Linked DNA regions of Homo sapiens: region 2 is linked to region 1. Evidence: read pairs that join two places in POLR2A ChIA-PET (ENCODE). Cell type or tissue: PC-9. All regions are shown on one strand. Each heading gives the region's core, and the rest is flanking DNA. Links, peaks and the distances in the headings are about the cores only. Region 1 has its middle 39 kb from the start of ETV4. Region 2 has its middle 11 kb from the start of ARL4D.

Region 1 (16,086 bases), core at 4,951-12,950:
GAATGAGTTGGTGGCAGAGCTGTGCCCTTTATCTGGGACTCCTGACAGTTTATTCATGAAACACGCATTTGCCATACTGCTCTTCCCTTAGCTTCATTCACATCCTTGGCTTGGGTTTGGGGGGTAGTGGGAATTACTTGGGGGCTCCAGAGTCCTTGGTTCAGTCTTTGCATCTCTGTTTTCAGTGGAGCTAGTGGGACCCAAAAAGGTTTACATGATTACCTGAGATAAATTGTGGGATCCCAGAGTCCCCAAGATCTTGACTCTATATCCACACCTCACTTAACGGTTTATCAGTATCCTAGTGACAGAGGCGATGAGAAACCCATGATCTCCCCTCCACCACCCCCTCCCCAGCAATAGCTTGTTATTCCCTTAAGTCCAGGGTGAATGGGTGGGGTGGGCTGGGCTGGTTTGTCTGCTTAGTCCCAGGATTAGGAGGACCCCGTCTGGCTGTGTTTGTTAAGGAGGCAGCCTGAAGTGCATTTGGCTTCTGCTACATGTCAGGAACTAGGTGAGTGCTAATCTCCTGACCCTCGTTGAGTAACTGGGAGAAGATTACACCCAACTCCCAGCTGAGGACGTTGAGGCTCAGAGGGGTGAAGTAGCTCATCCAGGACTTCCTGATGCTGAGCCTCTTCTCTTAAGGAGTTGGCCCAATAGGGTGAGGAGGGATGAGATGGCCCACCTTTATGATCTGTGTCCTCAGACCAGCTTCTTTGTCCTGCCACAGAAAGCCCCCTATGAATAGAACCTTCTTTGCACAAACTCCTTGCCTCCTGCCACTTCACCCCCTCCCCATTGCAGCTTCCCACGAGTTCCTTTCCAGAGCCGTCGCTTGCTGAATGGGTTGCTAGTGGAAATGTGGTTTTCAAATTTGGGAAATCTCCATTAAGTCCTTTTATTTAAGGAGGATGTCATTATCGCGCCTCCCTGAGGACTATTACGGTTCTATTAGGCAAGGCCGCAGACTTCCTAGGTACTGTCTGGGGTCTGATTCCTGGGCAGGAAAATGCAAGACAGGAAGAAGGGGAGGGGGGTTCAGAGAGAGAACAGAGGCTGGGGAGGGGAAGCAGAAAGAAGAAAGGAGGAGAAAGAATGAAAGAGAATGCGGGAGGGAAAGAGAAAGGAGTGAGGAAGTGACAGAGGGAGAGGCAAAGAGCCCCTCACCCCCCAGGCAGAGGAGAGAGGGCAGAGGAGACCCTGGGCCACTTGGCCATCCGACAGTCTAGAGGATTTACAATGAAACTGGACGCGAGCTGCCCGGAACTGGCTTCTCTCTTTCATTAGAGACAGGGGATCCTGGGGAGTTCTTCATGCCTTCCGGCTGCCAGCCCACCTTGGGGCCTCCACGTTCAGATTTGGGAGAGGCCTCAGTGAGGGCTGGGAGGGAGGAAGAGGATGCCCAGGGAGGGTGGTTCTGGAAACTAGGTCTGAGCTCAGTTGGCCCAGAAGGGTGTTGGCCTGCCTGACCACTCTGGTGAACATAATGTTTTCCCATTCTCTGCTGCCCCCTCTAGAAGGCAAGCTCCAGAAAAGCAGACCTTCTCTCTGTTCTGTGTTCTCTCTGCTCCCAGTCACTAGAACAGTGCCAGACGCATAGTAGGTGTTCCATAAGTGTTTGTGGAGAGAATAGTAAATAATAGAAGTGGAAACAATTCCACTGCTTCCCCATCCTCTCCCTTGCTGCATTCAGAGCAAAGGTGGATGGACCTCCTCTCTGTTCTCAGTAAAGGCTTGTGACCCTTTACACACACACACACACACACACACACACCCGGGCAGGAGGGTCAGGAATCGCATGGCAAGCAGCTGACACTGGCTTGGCCAAATGAGAAAGGAAAATATATATGCCCCTCCTGGGACCTTCTTGTTAGGGGGTTACCATCTGCGGGCTGCCTGCTGGAAGTGCTTTAGCCTCTGGGCAGGAAGGCTGATGTTCTGCGACAAACATCCTGGCTGGGAAATCCCCTGGCCCGTAGGTCCCTAGGGCCTGGGCAGCCTCCTTCCACGCCATCCTGCCCTCTTCAGACCTTCCCCTGGCTCCTGGGCCTGAAGCCGGGCCACCTCTCTCTGCCTCTGAGGGGCTCCCCCGTGAGAGCTAGCCCAGTGCCCCTGGGGCGTCCCCTCCCTCGGAGCTCCTGTGCTGAAGTGATTAATGAGGCAGGGACAAAGCCTTTCTTACCAGCTGTGTCAACATGCCCCTTACCCCGCGGCCCTGCTAGCTACAGGTATGGGGAAGCAGCCCCCCACCCCCACACCACTGCCCTAGGCAATTGCCTCCTCCAAGCCTGTTTGCCCCTTACCTGGGCTCTCTTCAGGGTCCCAGGCCTCCCACTGGGCCATCAGTGTCTGATGGTGATGATGATGATGATGATTTTATGATGCTTACAGCACTTGATGTTTGCTGAGAGCATGACTCTCCTTTTTCTCAGCTCCTCTTTCCAGCTGCCTGAGCCAGGGGATCAGGTGTGGCTGTCTTTGGGTGACGGGGAGCAACTGGGCTACAGTTGCTGGGACTGATACTGCCTCCTCTGTGAAGCCTTCCCTGATCACCTCTAGCAGGCTTTGTGTCTATCCCTCTCCTCCCGTCCCTTTGTGTGTGGAGCTCGTCTGTTCCCCTCACTGCTTCCTTAAGGGAGGAGATTCCTTCTCTGGGTATGCATCTTTGTACCTCATCCCTCTTTCCCCACACCTCCATTCTCAAGACAGCCTAGCACGGTGCTTGGCGCGTGCTATGTGCTATGATAAATACTTATGGAATGAACCAATGACTTGTAGATCTGGAATGATCTGGAATTCCATGGCGTAGGTCTGTGTTGTCTGTGGTTCTGCAGACTGATTACCTTGTGTTTGATCTGTCTCAGACCTGCCCAGGACCACACATCCTGCCTCTGGCCCCAGCTGGTCTTTGTGGGGTTTCTAGTGGTTGCTGCCCAAGGAACTCTGTTGGGGAGGACGGTGACCTTGTGCTGGGGAGGACGATGACCTTGTGCTGGGGAGTGGTGAGGGTGCGGTGGGGATTCAGAAAGCTGGAAGCAGCCACATGCTTTTTTTTTTTTTTTTAATGAACATTACATTTTAGAATAATGTTAGACCTATAGAAAAGCTGCAATGATAGCACATAGTTCTCATATACCCTTTACCCAGTTTCCCCTCATGGTAACATATTATGTAACTCTGGTACTTTTGTCAAAACTGAGAAATTAACGTTGGTACATTACTAGTAATTAACTCCAGTCTTCATTTGGATTCCACCAGTTTTTCCATTAATATCTTCATTCTGTTCCAGGATCTAATCCTGGATACAGCATTGTATTTAGCCTGCATGATTTTGAAGATGGTGTTTTATGTAATATGCATGCAAGTGTTGCTCTCTTCCTTATAACCTATCCGAGTTGTTTTTAGGTAAGAATAAAGGTTCTCCCTGCCAAACATTTCAGTAAAATATTGCCACCATGTTTATTTATTGTGGCTTTTTAGACTGTGCTGCATACTGCCACATGCTCTGTGGAGGGTGAAGCACCATTTTCAAAGGACAGTCTTAGGCCGGGCATGGTGGCTCACGCCTGTAATCCTACCACTTTGGGAGGCCGAGGTGGGCAGATCACTTGAGGTCAGGAGTTCGAAACCAGCTTGGCCAACATGGTGAAACCCCGTCTCTACTGAAAAAAATGCAAAAAAATTAGTCGGGCGTGGTGGCGGGTGCCTATAATCCCAGCCACTTGGGGGGCTGAGGCAGGAGAATTGCTTGAACCCAGAAGACAGAGGTCGCAGTGAGCTGAGATCTGGAGCGCCACTGCACTCCAGCCTGAGTGACAGAGCAAGACTCCATCTCCAAAAAAAAAAAAAAAAAAAAAAGACTCTAGGCATTTTTTGTATTCACAGCAGTAAAATCTCTGATTGCAGCTCTGATTTGAGCAAGAAGTAGGGATCATTGGCTAGTGTAGGGCTGGGAAGAGCAGAGGGGCAGTGGGAAAGGATGTATATTTGGGGACGATTTGAGGGGTAGAAGGTTCTCCAGGTGGGAGGCGACATGGTGTTTGAGTTGTGAGTGGAATAAATGTCCCGGGGTCCCCTGGTTCACTGGTCCCAGCTTTGTCTCTTCCTATTTGCTTATCTGTCTTTTCACGTGTATCTATTTGGTGCATCACAGTTGGTCCTGCTTTTGCTTGCATTCCTGGTAAACTGGAATAATTAGAGTTAAATTTTCAATTAGAATGTTAGCGGATGTTCTGTTAATAATAACAGTGGCGAACATTCCACCTCACTTTAAGCTTCCTGTGGAGCTAGGTCCTTGGAGTCCAGAAGGGCTGGAGGAGAAAGAAGCCGGAATACAGGAGGGGTGATGGGTCAGCTAAGGTCCCCACTCTTTGGCCTCCTCCACAGACTGGCTCCCTTTGTGGTTTGCACGTCTCTGAACAATGTCTGCTGATGTTGTCTTCCACACACACTGGCTTCTAATTCTCTCTCTCTGTTGCTTAGGCTAGTCTTGAGCTCCTGGGACCAAGGGATCCTCCTGCCTTGCCCTCCCAAAAGTGTTGAGGTTACAGGCGTGAGCCACTGCTCCTGACCCTGGTTTCTAATTATAATTGCCTCAAAAGGTTGGCAGGCTGGTGGGGCTACGGGAGGGTGTGGGAGGTATAGCACTTGGAATCTGGTTTTGGAATTCTTCCTATTTTTGAAAATATAGCCAGTGACATCTGGGAGAGTCCAGCTGAAGGCTGGAGGGCAGGGAGAGGGGACTGAAGACCTTTCCACTGTGCTGGGGACAGGACACCCTGCTGGGTGGGCCTGCGGTCCAAGGTCCAGGACACTCCCTCGGGCTTACATCCAAGGTCTCCCCAGGCCTGGCACTTACTGGAGGAGGCGGGCTCCTAAAGGCCAGCACGCAGTCAGCACACCAGGAGGGCACTGAGCATGGGCATCTCCTGAGCCCTCTGGAGAGGAGGCAACTCCTTTGATCTCTGGGTGGAGGGAGCCATGATGTGTGTAGTGGGGGCAATGGGCATTCACCACCATCTTCTTCCTAATTCTCTGCTACAGATTCTCTTCCTGATCTTCATGCAATAATCTCAAATGTCTATAAGAGGTGATCACTACCATAAGAACCCTTGAATAGTGGTTCAAAGCCTTGTCATTTCCCATCCCTAGTTGTTCCCCCAATTCAGACCATGTCATCAGGCAGTTGGCTTAGAAAGAAACATTTATTTATTTATTTATTTAGAGACAGAGTTTCGCTCTTGTTGCCCAGGCTGGATTGCAATGGTGTGATCTTGGCTCACTGCAACCTCCGCCTGCTGGGTTTGAGCGATTCTCCTGCCTCAGCCTCCTGAGTAGCTGGGATTACAGGTGCCCGCCACCACACCCGGCTAATTGTTTTGTGTTTTTAGTAGAGACAGGATTTCACCATGTTGGCCAGGCTGGTCTTGAACTCCTGTCCTGAAGTGATCCACCCACCTCAGCCTCCCAAAGTGCTGGGATTACAAGCGTGAGCCACCGCGCCCGGCCAGGAACATAGATTTATTGTGCCAGACATGCTTTGGGGTATCGCCTGCTCATTCCAGCCTCTGTAGGAGGGACCAGGCTAAACAGTGTTGGTGTCCTAAGTCCCTGTCTCTGCTCACTGCCCCCAGTGATTGGAGCAGAGGTGGGCAGTTTATCTAAAGACGGCCAACTACAGCCTGGCTAGTGACCCAAAGCCCTGCCCTGAACCAGGAGCTGGGTCAGTCACATTCCTGTCTCAACTGGGAAACAGAAGTTGGACCCACTAGCAGGTGGGATAGTAGTTGAAAGAGATTCCAAGAGGTTGAGGATGAAAAGCCAAAGCCTTATTAAGCCAAAGTGACAAGGGAAGTGAGAAAACAGAGTGAAAGAAGCTGTTGGCAGAGAGAGGAGAACAAGAGGACAGATGTCCAGAGAGAAGCAGAGTGACCACGAGTCAGGGGCCAACCGCCGTCACCCTTCTCAGTGGCTTTCCCATTCCCATTCTGTTTCTAAACTGCTAGCCACATATATCCTTGCCACAAACTCCCCTTTTCCTTGAGGTGACTTAAGGGGACCTCTGTTCCTTGTAGATAAATGAGCCAGACCAGAATAGAGATCTGTCTTGCCCACTCCTGGGAGCCTTGTTCCCACCTTCCAGCATCCTTCAGATGGTGAGATATTCTCTAGAACTTTGAGTTGGAACAGGGAGTGTGTTTCTCATGCATAATTTGTACCATGCTTCTGGTGGATTATGTGGGAAATGGGTTCTGGGGGTCTGACTGGGGAACCTAAGCACCATGAGAGAAAACGAGTCTTGAATTTTGACCAAGGCTCTCTGTGGCTGGGGTCTGAACAGGGTGCTCCTGTGCTGCCCAGTTGGGATCTCACTTCTCTTTCCATTGCGTCTCGAATCTAAAATGCTACCCAAGTCTCTCTCACTTTCTAAAGCCTGCTCATTTTCTCGCTACCTCTGGACCCTGTGGCTCCCACATACTACCACCTCTTTCCTCTTTCCCCAGAACTTATCGAAGGAGCTGTCCACACTCACTGCCTCCACTTCCTCACCTCCCATGGATTCCTCAACTCGCTTTCCACCCTTCCATGGAAATGATCTGTGGTTTAATGAGGTGCAGACTTTGGTCAATTTTGAAATTGCTCTTGCTAAAGTCATCAATGGCCAACTTGTCTTCAAACTACGGCTTGGTTCTTGTCCTCATGCTCTTCTCGCTCTGGTGGGTGGAACCCTTTCTCCTCTTTTCGTTTATAAGCTCTCCTGGTCTCCTGGATGTCACTCTTTCCTGCTCTTCCTCCCAGATCTCCCTTGCTGCCCCCTGGTCTCCCTTATTTCTTCCACTTTCCACTGTTGGCTTCTCACCTTCAGCTGTCTTCTCCCTCTAAACTCTCCCCGGGTCAGCTCACCCAGGCTCATATACCCTCTGCTCACACAGCAGTATCTCCAGCCTAAACTTTTCCCTGAGCCCTAAGCATATCATATCTCATCTGATCATTTTATCAGAACAATCTTCCATGCATGTCTGAGTCAACAAATCCCACAGACGAGCACATCTTCTGCTCCCCAACTTGTGCCTCCTCCCGTATTTACCTATTCGTATACGGTTACCACTATGTAAAATTGCCCAAATGAGAAAACTGGAAATCAAGCTAGACTCCTTTCTCATCCTCACCCTGCACATATAGTTACTCACTAAGTTGTATAGCTTCTTACCAGAAATCTCACTAAACTCCATCCCTGCTCTCTGTTTCCACCAGCAGTGCCTTGGTTCAGGCCTTTATCATTCCTCCCTGAATTAATGCAAAATATCCCAACTGACTTTTCTACCTCCCCACACTTCCAGTTTCAATCCCTCCTTTCCATGGTTGCCAGCATTCTCTTTCAAAAAACAGATCAAAACATGCCATCTTCTGTCTATAAGCTTCCAGAGTCTCCCCATTGCCAACAGAATAAAATCCCATTTTTAATCTCAGCATTCAAGGCCTTTCATAGTCTATGCTGAGTTTATTTCACCTGCCACCCCAGCCCATCACCTACTTTTTAATTTTAAAAATTTTAAATTAAAAAATTTTAATTAAAAAAAACTGTTTTGTAGAGACAAAGTCTCATTATGACGCCTAGGCTAGTTTTGAAATCCTGGCCTCAAGAAATCCTCCTACCTCAGCATCTCAAAGTGCTGGGATTACGGGTATGAGCCACCAGGCCTGGACCCATCACCTACTTTTACTGTATGCTTTGCTCAGCCTCCTGGCCTGTAATCACAATGCTTTCTTTCACACTCTGCCTTAGCACATACAGGTTCTTGTCTGAAAAGTGCTAGTCCGTCTGTCTCGCACAATTCTACTTGTGTCCTACTCTGCGAAATCCCTCCCCACTATCAGCTAAATAGTTGTCCTCTCTAAATTTCCACATTCCTTTATCTTCAAAGAGCACACATAGCTTCGTATTGCAGTTATTTTTCTTTATCTATCTCACTGTACTAGGCTGTAAATATTTTGAGGCCAAGGATCATGTCTGACTCAACCAATGCCTGGCAGTGTCTGGCATATATAGTCAGTGGATGCCTATTACTGAAGAAATTAACGAATGAACAAATGAATGAGTGATTTTGGTTTCTGGGCCTACGTCTTTCTTTTTTTTTTTTTTTTTTTTTGAGACGGAGTCTGGCCCTGTCACCCAGGTTGGAGTTCAGTGGCGCAATCTTGGCTCACTGCAAGTTCCGCCTCCTGGGTTCACGCCATTCTCCTGCCTCAACCTCCCAAGTAGCTGGGACTGCAGGTGTCCGCCACTACACCCGGCTAATTTTTTTGTATTTTTAGTAGAGACAGGGTTTCCCCATGTTAGCCAGGATGGTATCGATCTCCTGACTTCATGATCTGCCCACCTCGGCCTCCCAAAGTGCTGGGGTTACAGGCATGAGACACCGCACCTGGCTCCTGGGCCTATCTCTTCCTAGGCTGTGAATATAAACTGTGGTGAGTAGGGCTTGGGAATACATCTCACACCCTGTTTGTCAACATTTCCCCAGGACAATGCCTGGCACAATGCTCTCAGTGCTGATGCATTGGATGTGCAAAAGGTCCTGGGTTCAGGCCAATTTAGATTTCTTTGGCATGAAGAGCAGCAAATTAACATTCCTCTCTCCCTATTACAGATGAGACAGATGAGCTTAGAAATCTTAAACAACTCAGCAGGCTGGGCGCGGTGGCTCACGCCTATAATCCCAGCACTTTGGGAGGCCGAGGCGGGTGGATCACGAGGTCAGGAGATCGAGACCATCCTGGCTAACACGGTGAAACCCCATCTCTACTAAAAAATACAAAACATTAGTCGGGCGTGGTGGTGGGTACCTGTAGTCCCAGCTGCTCGGGAGGCTGAGGCAGGAGAATGGCGTGAACCTAGGAGGCGGAGCTTGCAGTGAGCCGAGATCGCACCACTGCGCTCCTGCCTAGGCGACAGAGCGAGACTCTGTCTCAAAAAAAAAAAAAAAGAAAGCTTAAATAACTCGTCCTAGGTGTATGGTGGCATCAGATAATCTAAGGGACAGGGGCATTAGGGGTTACTGACCAATGTGGAGCCCTCAGCACACATGGAATGATTGTGATCCCAAGCAGAATTAATGTGGGCACATTGTTCTCTGCAGGCTGTAGGTCTTCTCACTGGGGCTTGTATTCCAGGAAGGGGCCTTCTCTGGCTGGCCCAGATTTAGAGTGAGGGGAGTGAGGAACTCACCACAGGCCCAAAATGTAAGGGGCACCGAGTAATCAAGATAAATAAAATTTAATGCATTTTTTTTTTCTTTCAGAGACAGGGTCTTGTTCTGTGCCTCAGGCTGGAATGCAGTGGCACAGTTATGGCTCACTGCAGCCTGGAACTCCTGGGCTCAAGCAATCCTCCTGCCTCAGCCTCCTGAGTAGCTGGAACTACAGGCATGTGCCACCACGCCCAGCTAATTTATTTATTTTTTGTAGAGACAGGTTCTTGCTATGTTTCCCAGGCTGGTCTTGAACTCCCGGCCTCAAAAAATTTTCCTGCCTAGGCCAGGCATGGTGGCTCACGCCTGTAATCCCAGCACTTTGGGAGGCCGAGGCAGGCCGATCACAAGGTCAGGAGATTAAGACCATCCTGGCTAACATGGTGAAACCCCGTCTCTACTAAAAATACAAAAAATTAGCCAGGTATGGTGGCAGGCACCTGTAGTCCCAGCTACTAGGGAGGCTGAGGTAGGAGAAGGGCGTAAACCCAGGAGGTGGAGCTTGCAGTGAGCCGAGATTGCGCCATTGCACTCCAGCCTGGGCAACAGAGCGAGACTCCATCTCAAAAAAAAACTTTTCCTGACTCAACCTCCCAAAGTGCTGGGATTACAGATGTGAGCCACTGTGCCTGGCCTAATGCAATATTTTTGTTGTCAGTAAACTACAGTCTGTGAGCTGGCTGCCTGTTTTTTAAAACAAGGTTTTATTGGAACCAAGACTGAGATTAGGGTGAGGTGAATGAGACACGATATTGAGGGAAGGGTTGGATCTTGTGTTTATTTGAAATCTTAATATTTTGTTCATCATCAATTTTTACATTAATTTTGATTTTTTTTTATTTTGAGATGGAGTCTCGCACTGTTGCCCAGGCTGGAGTGCAGTGGCGCGATCTTGGCTCATTGCAAGCTCCGCCTCCTGGGTTCACGCCATTCTCCTACCTCAACCTCCCTAGTAGCTGGGACTACAGGCACCCGCCACCATGCCCGGCTAATTTTTTGTACTTTTAGTAGAGACAGGGTTTCACCGTGTTAGCCAGGATGGTCTTGATCTCCTGACCTCATGATCCACCCGCCTTGGCCTCCCAAAGTGCTGGGATTACAGGCGTGAGCCAATGCACCTGGCCAATTTTGATTTTTAAAAATTGCGTTAAAGTATTATCTATCTTGGACCGGGCACAGTGGCTCATACCTGTAATCCCAGCACTTTGGGAGGCTGAGGCAGGTGGATCACCTGAGGTCAGGAGTTGGAGACCAGCCTGGCCAACATGGTAAAATCCCGTCTCTACTAAAAATACAAAAATTAGCCAGGCATGGTGGTGATGCATGCCTGTAGTTCCAGCTACTAGGGAGGCTGAGGTGGGAGAATCGCTTGAGCCTGGGAGGCAGAGGTTGCAGTGAGCCGAGATCATGCCACTGCACTCCAGCCTGGGGAACAGAGTGAGATTCCATCTCAAAAACAACAAAAAAGTATTATTGTATTTGTCACTTTTCACGCTGCTGATAAAGACATACCTGTGACTGGGCAAATTACAAAAGAAAGAGGTTTAATAGAGAATTCACAGTTCCACGTGGCTGGGGAAGCCTCGCAATCATGGAAGAATGCAAGGAGGAGCAAGTCACATCTTACACAGATGACAGCAGGCAAAAAGAGAGAGCTTGTGCAGGCAAACTTCTGCTTTTTTTTTTTTTAAACCATCAGATCTCATGAGACTCATTCAGTATCACACGAACAGTGCAGGAAGATCTACCCCCATAATTCAATCACCTCCCACTGGGTTCCTCCCATGACACGTGGGAATGGTGGGAGTTACAATTCAAGATGAGATTTGGGTGGGGACACAGAGCCAAACCATATCAGTTATCTATCTTGATTTCTGAGTTTTGGGGCACTCCCTTAAGTTGTGTTGGAGGCAAATGCCTTAATTGTCTCTTAGGGCCTTCCCCCATTGTACCGTGGGTTCTAAGATGGGCAGCTGCCAGTAAAGACTGGGCCCTGGGGTTCAGTTCCCTTGGTTCCCTGGCTGACTGCAGCCCCAAGCAGCCTGGACAAAACAGCTGTGGGCAGATACTTCCTGTCCCTCAGGAATTGTTGCATGAGGTTTTGGTTTGGCTTCTTTAGGAAATTAGGTCTCCCTTCATCCACTGGTGTTTCTTTGTTGAACAGCTGTCATCAGCCAGCCACCAAACGTGACAGAATTGGGTTTCTCACACTGTTGCCCAGGCTGGGGTGCAGTGGTGCAAACATGGCTTACTGCACCCTCAATCTCCCAGGCTCAAGTGATCCTCTCATCTCAGCCCCACCAAGTAGTTAGGATTACAGGTGTGCACCACCACACCTGGCTAATTTTTGTACTTTTTGTAGAGAAGGGGTTTCACCATGTTGCCCAGGCTGGCCTCAAACTCCTGAACTCAAGTGATCTGCTTTCCTTGGCCTCCCAAAGTGCTGCAATTACAAGCACCGGCCTGGCTTCTAAATGTCTTCTAAAGCCTGCCCTCCTCTGCATCCCCACTGCCCTGCTTGTCAGCCCTGCTCTCTTCTGACTGTCCTCCTGCCTCCAGCCCCACCCCTTTCCACACCAGCCTTCACAGTGCCACCAGGGTCACCTGGACAAAGTGCACATATCCCCTTGGTGTTTCCCTGCTCAACTCTCCAGTGCCCTCGGCACGGAGTCCCAATGCAAAGGCAGTTTCACCAATGCCCTGACCTGACAGACTTTCTCCTTGATCAAACCTGAGTCAGGGTCCTCTGGGTCCTCTTTTTGACAGCATCTTGACCTTGGGCTGTGTCCTTGGGCAATTTAGTCCAGTTGTAGCATGAATCCTGCCAGGCCCATTTAGCAAAAATCCCCTATCCTTCCTATCTGATGAAATTCCTCATCCTCCACCCTTGATATCGCATCACCCTGGCCTGCCTTCAGCAGGAATCCCCTGGCCTGAATGCTTCTCCTTAGTGATTTTCCATCCACTGACCCCACCCTGTTCCTTGGCTATAAATCTCCACTTGTCCTTGTTGTCTTTGATCGCTTTTCCCTATTGCCAAACCCCAGTGTAGCAGCCCCGCCCCCCTTAAATAAGATCTTCCTTACTGTCTTTAATAAGTGTTAAGAATAATTTTTTCTCAGCCGGGCACGGTGGTTCATGCTTGCAATCCCAGCACTTTGGGAGGCTGAGGCGGGTGGATCAGCTGAGGTCAGGAGTTTGAGACCAGCCTGCCCAACATGGTGAAAACCCATCTCTACTAAAAATATAAAAACTAAAGGCGGGCGTGGTGGTTCGTGCCTGTAAGCCCAGCACTTTGGGAGGCTGAGGCAGGAGGATCACAAGGTCAGAAGATCGAGACCATCCTGGCTAACATGGTGAAACCCCGTCTCTACTAAAAATACAAAAAATTAGCCTGGTGTGGTGGCGGGCGCCTGTAGTCCCAGCTACTCAGGAGGCTGAGGCAGGAGAATGGCGTGAACCCAGGAGGCGGAGCTTGCAGTGAGCCGAGATCGCGCCATTGCACTCCAGCCTGGGTGAGAGTGTGAGACTCTGTCTCAAAAAAAAAAAAAAACCATATATATATATATAGTTTATATATATGGTTTATATATATAGTTTATAGTTTATATATATGGTTTATATATATAGTTTTTATATATATAGTTTATATATACATATATATATAAACTAGCCGGGGGTGGTGGTGGATGCCTGTAATCCCAGCTACTCGGGAGGCTGAGGCAGGAGAATTGCTTGAACCCAGGAGACGGAGGTTGCAGTGAGCCAACACGGTGCCACTGGACTCTAGCCTGGGTGACAGAGTGAGACTCTGTCTCAAAAAAAAAGAATAATTTTTTCTTTAACAGAACAAATTGCCTCCCTGAGTCGGACCAGCTGCCCGTGGATCCTACGCTGCAGTCACACCAGACTCCTCATGTTGTGGGGTAAGTGTGTCCCCTTTCTTTCCTGCTTCTGTCTTTATACACACAGTCCCTTTCCTTTGATACGTTTTCTCCTCTCGTCTGCCTCTGAGCCAGCCCCAAGAGTCTTCTCCGTGCTTCCTGACTCCTCTCTGCTTAGCTGTTACCCCATTTGTTCCTCTGCACCATAGTTAAACCTATTTACAGGTCTGTGTCCCCCACCAAACTGTGAGCTCCTTGAAGGCAGGCGATGTCCATTTTGTATCCCCCCGAAAACCATCCCCCTACCCCCAGTACAGACTCTGGCACAAAATAGGCATTAAGTAAATGAATGAAGGAATGAATGGATGGAAAGGATGCCATTGTAGGGGGGAAAGAGTAATATCTATTACTTTTATTTAAAAAAAACTTTTAATTTCCACTTCTAGGCATATATCTTTTCCTTATCTGTCACAAAGTTCATGGCTTGAGATCCCTATAACAAAAGATAGATTAACAAGAGAAAAGCATACACATTTATATAATAAGTTTCCGTGACATGGGAGATGAAGACCCAGGGAAATAGGGAATACTGTGTATATTTTATGCTTAGGTTTAATGAGGAGTAGAGCGTTGTGTAGAAACATGATGGACGAGGCCAGGCGTGGTGGCTCACGCCTGTAATCCCAGCACTTTGGGAGGCCGAGGCGGGTGGATCACTTGAGGTCAGGAGTTCAACACCAGCCTGGCCAACAGGATGAAACCCCGTCTCTACTAAAAATACAAACAATTAGCTGGGCATGGTAGCGCACGCCTGTAATCCCAGCTACTCGGGAGGCTGAGACAGGAGAATTGCTGGAACCCAGGAGGTAGAGGTTGCAGTGAGCGGAGAACACACTACTGCACTCCAGCCTGGGAGACAGAGCGAGACTCCATCTCAAAAAAAAAAAAGAAGAAGAAATATGATGGAAGAAAGGGGGTATGATCTAATAGTAATCAACTTGGGGGAGCTTAGCAAGGCCTGTTTCTTCAGATTCTTCTCTGCTTCTTCATTCCTTTCCTCTGGATATAGGGAGGACCCCTCTGGAATGAGGGTCTTATGACCTACTTTAGAAGAAAGACAGAAAATTCTTTCATGATCTGCTTCAGGGGAGAATAGTAGCAGCAAGTCAGAGAGATCTTCCTCCTTCTGCTGCTTTTGCCGAGGTGCTGTATTTTGGGGTAGCATGTCCTGAACTCCATCACCATCTTGTTTGCCCCTTTAGGATCTGCCAGCAAGATTTTGAGCAAAATCCTAATCTCTGGCCTCATTTTAGAGCTTGTAGCATCAGGTTTGGAGGCTAGGGGTTCCTGGTGCCCCAGCACCAGAGAGGAGGGTGAGAAGGCCACCTTGGGAGAGCTGGGCCATTTCAGGGGAGGAAATTAAAACTAAATTGCATTAATTGGTTTTCATATTGAACCCTGCTTCTTAAGTGTGCTAAATGTCTGGTTAAACAAATAGCTAAAAAGATAGAATCACTTTGCTATCATTTTTTGTGGTAAGGGAAAAGACAAAAAAACAAAGATGTTGATTTAAGATATAGCCTAGGGCTGGGGGGCTGGGGGAAACCTGGTGAAGGCTCCTGTTGTTTGGGGTCGGAGGTCGCAGGAGCAGCGGCTGCCTGGGGATCAGGCTCAAGGTTCTGGAATGATGGAAAAACCTGGCCTGACGCTTTTCCTCAGCGGACCCTTCACTGGCTAACAGGAGCCAGCTGAGCGAACACAGAGGCGCTGTAACCGGCGCAGATCCCAGCTTCCTCTGAAATTTCCAGGCCTCTTTTTTCCTGTCGGATTCCAGACAGATGAAATTTTCCTGGCCCCGGCCCATTCCTGGCAGCATCTCCCCTCTGAATCATCATAAATCAGGGCTTGGCGGGGAGCGGTGGGATTTTCCTGATTTTCCTGATCGACACGCTGCTGCCCTGGTAAAATGGGGCTCCGTTTCCAAGGCTAAAAATAGCTCTGGGGTGCTTGCCTGAGTTCTCCCCATCGCAAGTTGCTGCTTCGTATTGTAAATATTCATATCTGTCTATGATTATTATTTCATCGAGAAGGGCTGTGGACGTGCAGATGCGGGCCGCTGGGGGCCTCGGTGGTCTGAAGTGACACCATTGTTCACAGGATCATATGCGGGGGCCTGTGCATTCCTCAAAGCCTCCATCATCCAAGGAGCCCCCAATTAATTTCAATACAAACACCGGATATGGCCTCCCCCGCGCCTTTGCAGCCATAACACATGAGGTCATGCTGCTTTGGTTAACCCGAGGAGTTGCAGAGTGAGATGGGGAGGCTTCTAGGCCCCAGGGGAGGCCTGGGGTATCTGCCCTGCCTGGTTTAGGCGAGGCTGTTTACTGCAATGGGGTCTACGGCACACCCACACTCTCTCGCCTTCCTTCACTCAGAAACTGAAATCTCTGATTCCCGATGTCTCTTCCCAGCCACTCTCCCCATCTCTAGCCACTTGGCTGCCAACCCACCACCCACCCCTGTGGTTCTTTGCAAACTCCTTACCCTCCGTGCTCTTGCATACACAGCTTCATTCACCTGGGGCATCTTTTTACCTCTTCATCAGGCTCCTTCTGGAAGATTCACCTCAGGAGTTTCTTCCTTCAGGAAGCATTTCCTGATCACTCCATTCAGGGTTAAGTACTGTTTTCTTGGCTGGGAGCAGTGGCTCATGCCTGTAGTCTTGGTACTTTGGAAGACGGAGGCAGGCGGATCACTTGAGCTCAGGAGTTCGAGACCAGTCTGGCCAACATGGTGAAACCACATCTTTACTAAAAATACAAAAATTAGCTGGGCACAGTGGTGCATGCCTGTAATCCCAGCTACTCGGGAGGCCGAGGCAGGAGAATCGCTTGAACACAGAAGGTGGAGGTTGCAGTGAGCCGAGATTGCGCCAATGCATTCCA
Region 2 (16,086 bases), core at 3,409-11,408, 180 kb before region 1:
CTTCCTACCCAGCGCTGCCAGAAGCTCAGATTTGGTCCCCTCCCCATCCCTGTAGCTGGCAGGATTGGGGTGAGTGTGCATTGATCCGGAAGGGTGCCCAAGTGTGCGTCAGTGCTAGGGCCTGCTTGACAGAACTGCTGGGCTGGTTCTGCTGGGAACATGTGCTACCTGCCCCTCCCCCAGACACACCTGCGACTCCTCTCCCAGTCTTTTTGGGGCACAGTCCTATAGCCCAAGGACAGGTTGAGGCCCCAGTCCAGGCTGGAAAGGAACTGGCCAGAACTGACCCTCTGTCCTGCCAGGAGATCTTTCCTCCCCACCCCACCCAAATTCTGCTCTTTTGTCTTAAAATCTTCAATTATACATTTTCATTTCTTGTCACTTGGTGTACTTAGGTCTCCAGATTTGGGGGAAGAGGTGCAGAGGTGTTCCCCAATCCCTAGCAGAGGGGCCTCCAAGATGTCAGCTCCTGATTCTGGCTCTTCCAACCACACTCCTTCCCTACCTGCTTAAAACAGGTATCTTCTGCTTCCCCATGCCCAGCCCTGGGGGCGGTCAGGGATCATGGTCCACAGGAGGCCTTTGAATGTCCCAGGCTCTTCCCCAGTCCCTCTGGCCTGACTGTCCAGCTGGTGGCACTAAAGGAAGATGGGGGCTTGTGTCAGAGAGAGACGGAGAAGCCAACTGCTCTGCCAGAGTAGTGGGGAGAGGGGAACACTGGGGAATTCTGAGTAGAAAGCCACAAATTGTGGCCGGGTCAGAGTCAGGAGCTTTGGAATAATCCTCCTGCCTTGGCTCATCAAAGGGACTGGAGAGCTGGAAGGGAAGGGATCACTTCCTATCTGCAGGATGAGAGAGGGAGAGAGAACCTCTCACTCTCCAGTCCTGCCCAGAGATTCTGCATTTTGAACTCAGGGCAAGGGCAAGGAATGAGGGTGTGATCAGGATGGAGAGTGAGGTTATATTTGCCCTGTACTGGCTTCTCTATTAAGTAGGATTTCTTCGAGACCCTGGCATGGGTGCTGAGGAGCTCTTCCTTGGGGGCCAAGAGTGGTGTGGCTGAGGCTAGTTGCCTGTAAAGTTGAGGGAAACCTGCTGTAGACCCAGAGTTCCAGAGTAGAGGCCGTTTTTTTTTTTTTTTTTTCCTCCTCTGTTACCCAGGCTGGAGTGCAGCGGTGCGATCTTGGCTTGCTGCAACCTCCACCTCCCCGGTTCAAGTAATTCCCATGTCTCAGCCTCCCAAGTAGCTGGGATTACAGTCACGCACCACCATGCCTGGGTAATTTCTGTATCTTTAGTAGAGATGGGGTTTCGCCACGTTGATCAGCCTGGTCCTGAACTCCTGACTTCAAGTGATTTGCCTGCCTCAGCCTCCCAAAGTGCTGGGATTACAGGCGTGAGCCACCATGCCCAACCCCAGAGTTGAGGCTTTCTTCTGAGCTGTCCTTCCCCACCCAGCCACCCCTTCTTGCACAGGTTGGAACATAAAATCCAGATGGAAGCCTTCCTTTCCTGGAGCTCCTCATCATGAGGGCAAAGATGGCAGTGGTCCCCCACTTTCCCATGCCCTTTCCAGTCCTCTCCATGCTGCAAGGGCTCAAGGAAGACAGAGGAAGGAAAGAAGTCCCTAAGGCCCAGAGTGGGCAGTGACTTGCCCGCGGATACACGGCCACTTAGCAGTGCACCCAGCTCCTTCCTCCCAGGCCAGGTCTTTGTACTCCCAGGGCAGAGGATAGGAGGTAGGAGACAGGGAGCGAGCACAGTTATCTCAGAGCTCAGATTCCCCCCTCCCTCCCTCTTCCCTCTCCTTGATTAGATTAAGGACCAGCTTTCCGCTCTCTCACTCCCCTTCCTGGGGAGTGAGAGCTTTATCTCCTAAGCCCAGCAGAGGTCTGGCCTCAAATCTGGCCAGAAGTTCCCATCCTTCCTTTATCCTGACCACGTGTCATTGCAAGTCTTTCTTGAGATGGACACCTCCACCAGGGCCTGGGAAGTGCTGAGTTCTGCCCAAGTGCTAGGAGCACACAGGACAGCATGTTCTCTAACACAAGCCTGTTTTGAATGGGGCCAGTGGGTAGAGAGGAAAGGGAGGGAGTGAGGGTGGCAAGGGAGACCCAGGCCAGCATTCAGCTGGAAAGGGTGGGCAGTGTGGCTGCACTTCATTTCCAAGGCCATCTGTTGGGGAGTTTGTGGGTGGATGCATGAGACCTCCTCCTCTGGATGATCCAGAAGAGGGTATTCGCTGTTCCCTTAAAAAATTTTTTTGAACATGTTAGATATTCCTATTCTTTTTATTTTTTATTTTTGTAGAGATGGGGCCTTGCCCTCTTGCCTGGCCAGGGTGGTCTGGAACCCCTGACCTCAAGCGATCCTCCTGCCTTGGCCTTCCAAAGCACTGGGATTAGCAATACAAGCCACCACACCCAGCCATGTTCCTATTTTTTTTTTTTTTTTTTTTTTTTTTGAGATGGAGTCTCGCTCTGTCGCCCAGGCTGGAGTGCAGTGGCGTGATCTCAGCTCATTGCAAGCTCCGCCTCCCGGGTTCATGCCATTCTCCTGCCTCAGCCTCCTGAGTAGCTGGGACTACAGGTGCCCGCCACCACGCCCGGCTAATTTTTTTGTATTTTTAGTAGAAACGGGGTTTCACCATGTTAGCCAGGATGGTCTCGATCTCCTGACCTTGTGATCCACCCGCCTCGGCCTCCCAAAGTGCTGGGATTACAGACGTGAGCCACCGCGCCCAGCCTTTTTTTTTTTTTTTTTAAATTTTTACTTTGCCCTGAGAGTTTTTTGTTTGTTTGTTTTTGTTTTTGTTTTGAGACGGAGTCTCTCTCTGTCACCCAGGCTGGAGTGCAGTGGTATGATCTTGGCTCACTGCAACCTCCGTCTCCCAGGTTCAAGTGATCCTCCTACCTCAGCCTCTGGAGTAGCTGGGATTACAGGCACATGCCACCATGTCTGGCTAATTTTTTGTACTTTTAGTAGAGACGGGATTTTGCCATGTGACCAGGCTGGTCTCAAACTCCTCACCTCAGGTGATCCACCCGCCTTGGCCTCCCAAAGTACTGGGATTACAGGCATGAGCCACTGCACCCGGCCAGCTCCTTCTTTTTAAAAAAAATTTTCTCTCCCTCATTGGAAAAGTAATAGATCTTATAGATCTCTATGTGGAAGAAATCTAAATTTAGAAAATGAAGAAACCTAATCTCACAACTTGTTTAATGAAACATTAAAAAAAGAAAAAGAAAATGAAGAAACTGGCTGGGCACGGTGGCTCATGCCTGTAATGCTAGCACTTTGGGAGGCTGAGGCGGGTAGATCCCTTGAGCTTAGGAGTTCAAGACCGGCCTGGGCAACATAGCGAAACCCCATCTCTACAAAAAATACAAAAATTATCCAGACATGGTGGCACATGCTTGTAGTTTCAGCTACTTGGGAGGCTGAGGCAGGAGTATATCTTGAACCTGGGAGGTCGAGGCTGCAGTGAGCTAAGATTGCACCACTGCACACTAGCCTGGGGGACAAAGTAAGGTCCTGTCTAAAAAAAAAAAGAAAAAGAAGAAACTTTATAATCTCAACTTTAGAGCTAACCGTTGTGAACAGGTTTTTATATATTCTTCTGGGAATTTTTTTCTCTGCATGTACAAAAGAGGTATGTCTATAGAACATATATGGAATTATATAAAGCAAACAGTTTTGCTTTTCTCATTTATATCTTGGACATTATTCCATGCATGCCATTATTCCATTATACCACTGCCATCTTTGCCCTCATGAGGAGGGGCTTCAGAAGGGAAGGCTTCCATCTGGATTTTTCTCATTCTTTTTGATGACCACATGAGATTCCATTGTATGAATGTACCATCATTAATTAATTAAATCACTTGTTGAAGACACAGTCTGCCCACAGCCATGGTCCTCCTTGCATATATATTTTTTGGTACACTTGGGGAAGCTTTCCCATAAGATATATTCCTAGAGTTGCAATTGTTGTGTCAAAGGGTGTATGTATTTAAAGTTGTCATAGATACTGCCAAAGTTTATGTGTTTGTGTAGAGGTTGGGTGGGAGGGAAATTAAATCCAGCTTCCTCATCCTCTATTCCCAGATCTCAAGGCTTTTTCAAGCTAAGATGTGTGTATATGGTAGAGGAGACATTACAGTGCTCTTGCTTTTTTTTTTTTTTTTTCTTTTTTGAGACGGAGTTTCACTCTTGTTGCCCAGGCTGGAGTGCAATGGCGCGATCTCGGCTCACTACAACCTCCACCTCTTGGGTTCAAGTGATTCTCCTGCCTCAGCCTCCTGAGTAGCTGGGATTACAGGCATGCGCCACCATGCCTGGCTAATTTTGTATTTTTAGTAGAGGCAGGGTTTCTCCATGTTGGTCAGGCTGGTCTCGAACTCCCGACCTCAGGTGATCTGCCCGGCTCGGCCTTCCAAAGTGCTGGGATTACAGGCACGAGCCACTGCACCTGGCCTCCTTATTTATTTTTTATTTTTTTAAAATTTTTTTCACCAGAGCTGCCAGTAAAGGCGCCTGTGCTTTTTGGGAGGTAAGGAATAAAATCACCAGCAACTCAGCAGAGGATTTGCAGGGATAGCGAGTAAGCTTGGGCTCACTTTCCGGGGCTAAGGATTGAGCGCCACCTGGGACTGCCTGGCTGGTGGCGGAGGTGGGCAGATGGTGAGGACTCCCTAGCACCCAGCTTGTCACAGACGTCAGGCAGAGTGGGCGAAACAAGCCCTGAAATAGATTCCCGGGATTTGGCTTAGGGAGGAAGTGAGGCTGAGACCAAGAGTGTATGCTCTGAAGGGAACACAGAGAAGGAAACTTCAGCCCGAATGAATTGGGCAGCAGTGGAGCCCTGGACCTCCCCCATACAGACACCCCACCCCCATGTAGAGACTCCCACCAACTGCTATAGCTCAAGGACTCTTGTAAAAGGAAGCAGAAGCCTGAAGTAGCAGATATCTTGGTCACTCTGGAGTGTTTGGGGCTTGACTTAAGGCTCCTGGGAAAATCCTGGGTCTATGCCCCTCCTCAGTGGAGTGGGGAGGTGGGGAGGTGGGGAGGTGGGGAGGTGGGGAGGTGGGGAGGTGAGCAAGCGGGAGAGCTTATCTCTTTAGCAGTCCCTACCTCCTCCTATTAAATTTGTTAAATCTCATGAGAAATCCTTTGGAGGAGGGTGGGGGGACAGCTGGGTTTCAAAAGCTTGTTGAAAGTGAAGTTTGGTGCTTTTGATTGTATTTGTTTTTATAAGATTACCATTGCTTTGCATTCCAGATGCCTCTCTTATCCTTAAGGAGAGAGAAGACAGAACTGCTTACTCACTCTCTGGAACTCTCCTAGCCTGATGGGGGAGGAACAGAGCCACCAGTCTGACTTTGCAGTGCCCCAAACAGTAACCCACAAGGCAACATACAGGTTAAGACTTGGCTCTGCCACCAACTTCTGTGACTTTGACCGAGCCATTTCTAGTCTCTTGGCCTCAGTTTACTCATCTGTAAAGTGAGGGGATTGAGTAGGCAATAGCAGATCTTTTCTAGTACACTTTCTATGGTTCTCAGTACAAGGTGGGCATGGGAAGCTCTTTAATAGTCTTTCTCTCTTCATCTGTTTTTTTGTTTTTGTTTTATTTGTTTGCTTGTTTTTGAGACAGAGTTTTGCTGTCACCCAGGCTGGAGCGCAGGGATACAATCCTGGCTCACCGCAGCCTTGACCTCCCAGTTTCAAGCGATTCTCCCATCTCAACCTCCCAAGTAGCTGGAACTACTGGCATGTGCCACCATGCCCAGCTAATTCTTTTATTTTTTTAGAGACAGGGTCTCTATCAGTTAAGGTTGGAGAATTTATCTGGGAAGGCTTCCTGGAGGAGGTAAGGAAAAGAAGTCAGCTTGGAGCCAGAATTAAGTATTCTGATTAATGAGGGACCTGGAGCATTGTAGGCTTCGGAGCACCTTTTTGGCTCCACCTACTCCTCAGGAGGAAAGGCCTGAGTCTGAGGTTTAATAGATACAGTTTTGTTCCTCCTTTCCCTGTAATTACCTGGCCTGAGACACTCTCAGACTCTGTCCACCACTCCTGTCCTTCAACTCCTCCCACTGTCACCTGAGGATAGGCTGTATCTAGATTCACATTCTCTACCTCCTACTCCAGAAGAGTAGGTTGTAGGGCAGGTGTCAAAGAAGAGACTCCCAAGCTCTAGACCTGTGGTGTCCAATATGGCAGCCATGAGCCACACATGGTGATTGAACATGGGGAGTGTGGCTGGTCTGAACTGAGATATGCTGTACGTGTAAAATACACAACAGATTCAGAGCCTTCATGTGAAAAAAGAATGTAAAATTTCTTATTAATACTTTTTATATTGATTATGCATATGTTGAAGTGATACTTTTTACATAATGAGTTAAATAAAATGATTAAAATTAGATTCAGTTGTTTCTTTTTAACATTAAAATGTGGCTATCAGAAATATTAAAATTACATATGTGGCTCACATTCTTCACATTCTGTTTCTTTTCTTTTCTTTTCTTTTCTTTTCTTTTCTTTTCTTTTCTTTTCTTTTCTTTTGAGATGGAGTCTTGCTCTGTCGCCCAGGCTGGAGTGCAGTGGCGTGATGTCGGCTCACAGCAACCTCTGCCTCCGAGGCTCAGGCGATTCTCTTGCCTCAGCCTCCCAAGCAGCTGGGATCACAGGTGCCTGCCACCATGCCCAGCTAATTTTTAGTAGAGATGGGGTTTCATTATGTTGGCCAGGCTGGTCTTGAACTCCTGGCCTCGGAGTCCACCCACCTTGGCCTCCCAAAGTGCTGGGACTACAGGCGTGAGCCACTGTGCCCGGCTTCACATTCTGTTTCTACAGATAGTGCATCCACATATTTGGGGGGAAGGAGCATTATGAGTAAAAGAATGAAACACTTGTTCTCCTTTTTGTCTGAAATCAGAAGAGAAACAGGGCCAGGCGCAGTGGTTCATGTCTGTAATCCCAGCACTTTGGGAGGCTGAGACGGGAGGATTGCTTGAACTCAGAGTTCAGGACCAGCTTGGGCAACTAAAGAAGATCCTGTCTTTACAAAAAGAAAAATTAGCTGTGCATGGTGGCTCCTGTGGTCCCAGCTACTCAGAAGGCTAAGGAGGGAGGATTGCTTGAGCCTAGGAGGCAGAGGCTGCAGTCGTTGTGTTCAAACCACTGCAACTGCACTCCAGCTTCAGTGACAGAGTGAGACCCTGTCTCAGAGAAAAAAAAAAAAAGAGAAACAGACCAGAACTGTAACAGTATGGAAGGAAGGTAAATTATAGGAAGGCCTTCTTGATAGGAAGGACTGAAAAACCTGAAAGATCCACATACTTCTTTTCTTGGAAAGCTTTCAGAATAGGAGAGGACTTTGCATATCTTAAATCATTTTAAGATGGTATCTTATCATACTATGATTCTCAGTGATCCAAACTTGGTTACTTAGCAGGTGACTTTCCTGGCCTTGTTCAAGGTGTTTTCACCACACAAACAACTCTTAATTGTCTACTTGGTGATGAGCCCAGATACCTGGAATCCATAGAAAATTCCTAACATGATTTTACCCAATAGTTTCTAATCTTTCATCAGACTGCTGAGGCAGCAGCAACAGTGTTGACAGACTGAGGTTTCATCATCCTGCCCTCCCCTGCTGCCTGTCTCTGCCCACCCTCTACCCCCGGGAAAGTGCTGGAGCAGAGGGAGGGTTCAGGGAGGCAATATTGAGAAGGAACATGCCAGCTGGGGGTCTGGATAATCCACAAACTGGATTATCTGTCCCTGACTTTGCATAGATGTAAGCAGGTGGCCTATATGTAGACAGGATGTACTGGGATGAGCCATGGGCATCTGGTTAACGTGTGTGTGTATATGGGGGGGTGGTCCTACAATAAATTCCCCCACCTACTTATCTCCCATCCAGAGCATTAATTCAACCAATCACTCCTTCTTTCAATTAACCACATATAATATGAATAGTATTTAGCATTATTTACTGTAGTTTCATAGTGAGAGACTAGAATTTTTTTTTTTTTTTTCAAGACGGAGTCTTGCTCTGTCGCCTAGGCTGGAGTGTAGTGGCGCGATCCAGGCTCACTACAACCTCTGCCTCCTGAGTTCAAGTGATTGTCCTGCCTCAGCCTCCTGAGCAGCTGGGATGACAGGCTCACGCCACCAGGCCTGGCTAATTTTTGTATTTTTAGTAGAGACGGGGTTTCACCATGTTGGCCAGGCTGGTCTTGAGCTACTGACCTCATATTATCCGCCCACCTCGGCCTCCCAAAGTGCTGGGATTACACATGTGAGCTACCACGCCCGGCCGAAAAAATTTTTAAAAATCTTTATTGTGCACTGAAGGCTGACTAGGGGCTGACACAGCATCCTAGGCACTGGAGCTAAGGTGCAATTTGTACCCAAAGAAGTGTCTTAGATCTGGTTCCCTTGATGTGCAGACTGAGATGGGGATTTGGGCGGCACATGGTTTATTGTGAGGCAAACTCTCAGGAGAAGGGAGGAAAGGAAAGAGGGTGGGGCACAGAGTGGGGAAGCAAGGATGTGCTTCACAGCTGAGTCTGGTTTTGGCTTGATCCTGTGGGAAGCTCTGGGTGGACAACTGTATGACAGAAAGGATCCCACCTGAGTCAGGGAGGCTAGTTTTTTATGTCCCTGTCAGTCAGCTAATTGGCTGCCCTCTAGGCCAAGGGCAAGTCCAGAGATGGAGAGCCATTGGCAGCCAAAACTCACAGTCAGCACCGGGAATCTGGGTGGAGCACCAAGGCATCCACTCAGGGAGTAGCCTGAGAAGAGAAGAGTGAGCTGACCCGAGCAAGCACAGCCCTGATTGTTATCCACACTTGGCAACCCAGTCCTCTTTCTACTCTCACTCTCAGCCTGGCCTCAACCCTTATCTGCCCTTGTCCCACCTTCTTTCTCTTTCTGTTTCTTTTTCTTCCTCTTTCTTTCCTTCTTTCTTTCTTTCTTTTTTTTTTTTTTTTTTTGACAGCGTCTCACTCTGTTGCCCAGGCTGGAGTGCAGTGGCATGGTCACGGCTCACTGCAGCCTGGAACTCTTGGGCTCAAGCGATCCTCCCACCTCAGACTCTCTAGCAGCTGGGACCACAGGTGCACACCACCATGCCCAACTAATTACTTTTTGTAGAGACAGGGTCTCACTATGTTGCCCAGGATTCCTACTTCTGATCCTGCCTTGTCTGTCTTGAGAATGTTTATCAGGTTGAAACCTTGAGTTTCTTCAAGAGGCTCCAGGAGGCTGTGGCTACTGAGTCATTCCTTGACCTCTTTCCTTGCCTATGGGTCATCTGAGCCCCACTGTTCCCTTAGGCAGAAAACTTTGATATCCTTGGGGACATCTGACCCTAACCCCTTCTCTTGCTCTTTCTCCTTTATTGGGTGTACCCATCCCATCTCCTGTGGTGGAGAAAGGACAGTTCAAGAGAAATTCATTCTCAAGGCTTGACTCCTACTTAAACATCACAGGATACATTCCCTGGAAGGGGAAGGGTGCGTCTGTACTGGCTTCCTTAGAAACTTCAGAACAGAAAAGACGCCTCCTTTCCCTCCCCCTCCCCAATTCAAACAGGGGCTGGGAGAGAGGAAGAGATTATTGTTTCAGGGGGTGGGGGGTGTGGATGGACTGAGTGCTGAAACTTCCTTTTCTTCTGGCACAGCTCTATTTGTAGAAGTGCCAGAGTCCTGGGGAGAAAAGCAAGAGAGGGAGAAAAAGAACATTATTTGAGGGCATTTGGCTGCTCTTTTACACTCGAGATCAAACAGAGAAAATCCAGCGTCATGCCCTCCCCATCTTTCTGTCCCTAGCATGTAGATGTCCTGTGGTGTGTCTCACAAATGCACATGCACATGCATGCGAACACACACACAAACACGCACACACACCCTCGCACTGTTGAAACCAGAGCTGCTGGCTCCAGGGAGGGGAGTGAAGAAGCAGCTGTGGACAGGTATGGGTGGCCACATACCTGCCCTTCTGGGAGGTGACACTTCCATTACACCTCCACAGGTTTCATGTTGACCTCACCCTAGCTTTGGCCCAATGTTGTCAGGATGGGCAGAAGGATGGCAGAGCTCAGCTGGCCCAAAGCCAGCAAGCAAAGAGTTCTCAGCAGGCCCTTGAAGTGCCAGCAAATCAGTTCCCCCCAAGGACCAAATCTGGAGAAAACTCAGCTTAAAGCACAGCAGTAGCACACACTGGCTTCAGCAACACATATACTAAAATTGGAATGATACAGAGAGGATTAGTATGGCCCCTGCATAAGAATGATACGCAAATTGATGAAGCATTCCATATTTTTCAGTTTGTCAAGCATTTTATTCTTTTGAATAAAACCAACATGTCTATAACTTAACAAAAAAGCAGCATAGCAGCAGAGATTGGGCCTAGATCACTAGGTGAACTTCAGTGATGGCTGAGAGAAGCACCCTGGAGACTTCTTGAGGGTTGGGGGAAGCCCCCATCTTCCCTGAGGGATTTTCGGAAGGCAGGGTGCAGGCCCAGGATAAAGTTCCGGGTCTGGATTGCAGAAAGTGACCCTGGCAGCCCAAAACCTTTGGCATTGCTGAATCAGAAGGGATTTTGACTGGCCTCATGTCACCCCCAGTAGGCTGGGACTGGGGCTCTAATTGGCTGTAATTTGTTGATGAATGCAATTTGCAGCTGCCTTCTCTCTTTGTGACAGGCCTCAATTAGAGCCGCCAAAGGGATCTAGGGTGGGAGGGGGAGCTGGGATGTTGATTCCAACTCCTTCCCCTGGTCCGCTCTCAGCACTCTGCCCCATCCTGAAGCAAGAGGAGGTTCTTGAGGCTAGTTAATTGTCCCCCAGCTTGGCCGGGGAATGGTGGCTCACGCCTGTAATCCCAGCACTTTGGGAGGCCGAGGTGGGTGGATCACGAGGTTAGGAGATTGAGACCATCCTGGCTAACACGGTGAAACCCCATCTCTACTAAAAATACAAAAAATTAGCTGGGCATGGTGGCGGGCGCCTGTAGTCCCAGCTGCTTGGGAGGCTGAGGCAGGAGAATGGTGTGAACCCGGGAGGCGGAGCTTGCAGTGAGCCGAGATCACGCCACTGCACTCCAAGCCCAGGCGACAGAGCGAGACACCGTCTAAAAAAAAAACTTGTCACCCCACTTACAGTCAGTGATATAATTTTAGAACAAGTGGAGAGTGAGAAAGGTATAAAATGAAGGCTGCCTTCCTGCAGGTTGGTCTGGATGTTATGGATTTTAAAACTTGACCACGTTTCATGTTTAGTACTTTCTTATTTATTTTAGAGCTTCTGAAAATTCTATAGAAAGGAAGACTTTTGAGCTAAAATGTTTATTTCTATCTTATAGTCCTTTCTCCCTCTTACCAGATAAAGCAAAAAAAATAGAAATCAGAATGATGGGGCCGGGCGCGGTGGCTCACGCCTGTAATCCCAGCACTTTGGGAGGCCGAGGTGGGTGGATCACCTGAGGTTAGGAGTTCGAGACCAGCATGACCAACATGGAGAAACCCCATCTCTACTAAAAATACAAAATTAGCTGGGCGTGGTGGTGCATGCCTGTAATCCCAGCTACTGTGGAGGCTGAGGCAGGAGAATCACTTGAGCCCGGGAGGTGGAAGTTACAGTGAGCCAAGATCATGCCACTGCACTCCAGCCTGGGCAACAAGAACGAAATCCCATCTCAAAAAAAAAAAAAAAAGGGTAACGGGCCAGGTGCAATGGCTCACGCCTATAATGCCAGCACTTTGGGAGGCCAAGGTGGGTGGATCACTTGAGGCCAGGAGTGGGAGACCAGCATGGCCAACATGGTGAAACCCTGTCTCTACCAAAAATACAAAAAAGTTAGCCGGGTGTGATCTCAGCTACTTGGGAGGCTGAGGCAGGTGTATCACTTGAACCTGGGAGGTGGAGGTTGCAGTGAGCTGAGATTGCACCACTGCACTCCAGCCTGGGCAACAAAGTGAGATTCCATCTCAAAACAAACAAACAAACATCTAACCTGGAAGCTCAATGTGTAAAACACGACACAACTGATCCAGTTAAAGTGGAACTGGGGGCTCTGAGCCCCATTGGACTGGCCTCCTCCCTAAATCTTGCCTCTCCTACCCCTTGCCTTGGTGGCCTCCCTATGACAGCTATAAGGTTCAGTTAGATTGACCAACTCATCCCAGTTTGTCTGACTTTATTTATTTATATTTCTTCTGAGTGGCCAATGCAGCATACCAGTCCCAGCTGGCTCAATTTGTCTAGTTTTGGCACTGAAAGTCCTGCATCCTGAGAAATATCTGGAACCTGGGCAAACCAGGACAGTTTGTTGCCCTAGGTTCAACAGAGCATGGTTTGAAAACTAGTGATACAATCCCTCTGATCTACTGATGAAGATACTGAGCCCATAAGAGATGTGGTAGTTTGAAGTCCCATAGATAGATTATCATGCCCAGGAGTGACCTGCATTGGGGTGGTGAATATTGCTTCTCTGTCCCGTATCTCTGTGAGAAGTAAAACTGTCCATCGCCAAATCTCTCTTCTCCTTCAAGACCCCCTTTTATGAAGCCTTCCTTGGTTCTTCCAGAAAGAGTTGTGTTCTCTTTTCTAATTCTTCTTTTAGAGTACTTATCGGGTAGAGTTATTTTTAATCTTGGGTCTTTCCATTCAGACTGGAAGTTTCTTGGTTCCAAGTCCCATTTGTTTTCATATTCCTCAGCACCTAGTGCAGCGTCTGGCATAGAGTAGGCACTCAAAGATATTTTTAGATAGATGGATGGATGGATAGGTGGACAGTTGGATGGATTTGGAGGATAGGTGGATGAAGAGATGGATGGATAGATGAATGGATGGGTTGGAGAATGGATAGATGGAATGGATGGGTAGAGAAAATGACGGATGCATGGAAGGCTTGGTGCCTTGTTGAAGAGAGTGGCATGAAACAATTAGGAAGTTTCTAGGCAAGTTCTTCTTGCATCATTTCCCCGCTACTATGGCCATTTTCCCTGAATTCGATTTTTGGAATATCTAATGTACGTACATTCAGATGCAAGGACCAAAACAACTTCCCAAGCCAATTAGAAGTCACTTAAATGTGTCATTTTTGGATTATTTGTGCCATTGCTTTCCTCTACAGAAAGTTATGGTTTAGCTACACAAATACAATATTTGATGAGAATACCTCAAATAGGCAGCTGATGGCAATGACGAAGACTGTCTGAAAATAAAACAGCTTGAAAATATCTGACAGTGGAGAGTGTAGGAGGCAGGGACAGAGAGTAAGCCACTGGTGCAAATAGCGAGCAAGGCGATCAGGACTTGAGGACTGGAAAGGCAAGAATTATGAAAGGAGGATTCAAGACACACATTAGAAGGACTTCCCAATTATGTTTGGAAGCAAAACATTAGACTAAATGATTATTTGTGATTTTTAAAAATTTTATTTTTGAGACAGGGTCTCATTATGTCGCCTATGCTGGAGTGCAGTGGTGTGATTATAGCTCACTGCAGCCTTGATCTCCCAGGCTCAAGTGATCCACTCACCTCAGCCTCCTGAGCAACTGGGACTACAGGTGTACACCACCATGCCCAGCTATTTAAAGGAATTTTTTTTTTTTTGGCCGGGCGTGGTGGCTCATGCCTGTAATCCCAGCACTTTGGGAGGCCGAGGTGGGCGGATCACAAGGTCAGGAGATTGAGACCATCCTGGCTAACACAATGAAACCCCATCTCTACTAAAAATACAAAAATTAGCCGGGCGTGGCGGCATGTGCCTGTAGTCCCAGCTGCTGGGGAGGCTGAGGCAGGAGAATGGCGTGAACCTGGGAGGCGGAGCTTGCAGTGAGCAGAGATCGCACCATTGCACTCCAGCCTGGGCGACAGAGCGAGACTCTGTCTCAATAAATAAATAAACAAATAAATAAATAAAAGAGTTTTTTAGTAGAGATGAGGCCTTGCTATGTTGCTCAGGCTGGTCTTGAGCTCCTGAGCTCAAGTGATCCTACTGCCTTGGTCTTCCAAGGTGCTGGTACTACAGGCATGAGCCAATGCACCCAGCCTATTCATGATTCTTGACCTACTCTCTCTCAAGTAAAATTTATTGAGCATCCATTCTGACCCATGTATCAGGCTAAGCACTTTCACTTGTATTATCTCAGCCCATCATGCCTGGGGACAGGAAGATGGAGTTCACACACTCTTGATGTGCACATTTTTCTTAGACGATCTCCTCCACACCCGTGCTTTTAACCACAGAAGCTACTTTGACTCTCTGGTCCAGCTCTCCTCTTGCCCCACACCTTTCCTTTACCCTGCTGCTGACTCTCTCCCACTAGATGTCTGCAGATGCCTCCAACTGAAGGGACTCCACACAGGACTCATCTGTTTTCCCACTAAACCTTCTCCTCTGCCCAGATTCCCCATCTCTACTCATGGCACTCTCACCTGACCCACTCAACACCCAAGTCAGAACATGGGCATCAGCTCCTTTTCCCTGCCTGTGCCCCCCATGCTGGTCACCATGTCCAGTAATTCTACTTCTTAAATGCCTCGCAGATCTGTGTTTTCCTTTTCCTTCCAATGGGAGCTGCCCTAAATTCAGGTCCTCACCATTTCTCACTGGGTTACTTCCCTAGCTTCCTTTTGCTCCCTTTCTCCCCCATCTCATATTCTGGGAATCCATTCTTTACTTAGTTGCCAGACTCATTTTCCAAAATGCAAATCTGATCAGTCACACACCCTCCAAGCCTTTTGATGATACTCTAGCTGTTTTTAAAATAACATCCAAAATCCTTAGCTTCTCTGACAAGAGCCTTAACCCCTCACTCTGCCACACCAAATCCCAGTACTTGCTGGCCTATGCACTTTCATCCCCATGCCTTTTCACAGGCTACTTCTGCTGCCTAGGAATGCCTTTCCTCCCATTTATACCAATCTAATTCCTCCTCATTCCTCACGATTCAGTGTGTTAGATGTCACCTCCTCCAGGCAGACTCTCTGACTGCCCCTCTGCTCCTGAGTCTGAGTGAGCTCCCCCTCCTCTGGCCTCTCACTGTGTCCAGTGCTTGTCTCTTCTTTAGTACTGATTACGCTGTATTACAGTTGCCTGTTTCCTTGTGTGTCTCTCCCACTCAAATGTGAGATATTCCAGGACAGGTGTGCTGTCTTTCACATCTGCATTCCTTGCGCTGCATGTTTTGCCTGGCATGTAGTGTGCCCAGTAAATGTTTGTTGAGTGAATGTATGGCTGGTAGTTCTCTATAATCTACGGGCCTTTGATCTCATTCTCTCTCATAGGACAGTCAATTCAGTACAGTTTAAGATAGGACTCAAGATGTGCTGTGGAAATCAGTACATTTTTCTCTCTCTCCTTCCCTCATCTCTCTCAGAATTCGCCGGTGGCCACACCCTTGGCACAGACACAGGCAGCTCAGTCTGCAGAACGTCAGCTGGCAGCGAGCAGCCCTTCCCTTCCTCCCTGGCTCTGTCTTCGCGCTCAGCACAAATCGTTTTTCCTTTTTGGGTGTTCAGAGCTCTGATAGCAGAGGGCTGGGTGGGAGTGTGGCAGAGCGGGCTGTCTGCAGGGAGGCAGAAAAGCGGGGTGTGGGAGAGCCAAGATGTGGGTGGAAGCATTGCTATGTAGGCCCTTTTAGAGGGAGAAAGAAAATTTAGCTCCTCTTTGGGGCTGCCTGGGGCACAGCAGCTGAGATGTGCTTGTCCCCTTTTGCTCTCCGGGGGTTGGGATAACCCTGTTGATATTTAGCCTCCTTCTGAGCATTGGCAAGCCTTCTGAGAGAGAGAGGCAATGAGAGAGGGAGAGATTATGGATTTTCAAAACTGGCCCAGTACATTCCCTTGATACCAAGCCACTGGGCAGAATCTTGGGGGTCAAGCTATTGCTGTTTCCTTGTTTTGGAGAACATAGGAAAAGATAATCTGCCACATACCTCATTCATTCATTCAGTACCTGGGTGATGCCAGACACTGGGGACACAGATGAATAAGGCCCAGTGCTCCTCCTGGGGCTCACAGTATACGGGGCATGGGCTTGTAAGGAGATGTGTTAC

What was found. Peaks named below come from ENCODE experiments on the same cell type or tissue, not always from the same donor. Only the 100,000 strongest peaks of a DNase experiment are listed, where the experiment ranks them.
Region 2: POLR2A ChIA-PET joins it to region 1 with 30 read pairs; 4 of 35 experiments call an interaction of 5 or more read pairs at or near these places.

What each region holds. Positions count from the first base shown.
Region 1 is chr17:43,576,986-43,593,071 of GRCh38, forward strand. No RefSeq gene overlaps it. Among named protein-coding and RNA genes, the nearest start is that of ETV4, 39 kb to the left of the region's middle. RefSeq lists enhancers at 1,994-2,043, 2,024-2,641, 15,198-15,697. In PC-9, for the core only: no CTCF peak of the experiment used is centred there; a DNase peak (open chromatin) is centred at 8,566.
Region 2 is chr17:43,402,189-43,418,274 of GRCh38, forward strand. It overlaps the pseudogene RNU6-470P. Among named protein-coding and RNA genes, the nearest start is that of ARL4D, 11 kb to the left of the region's middle. RefSeq lists an enhancer at 4,184-4,684. In PC-9, for the core only: no CTCF peak of the experiment used is centred there; a DNase peak (open chromatin) is centred at 7,553; H3K27ac peaks cover 1,938 bases.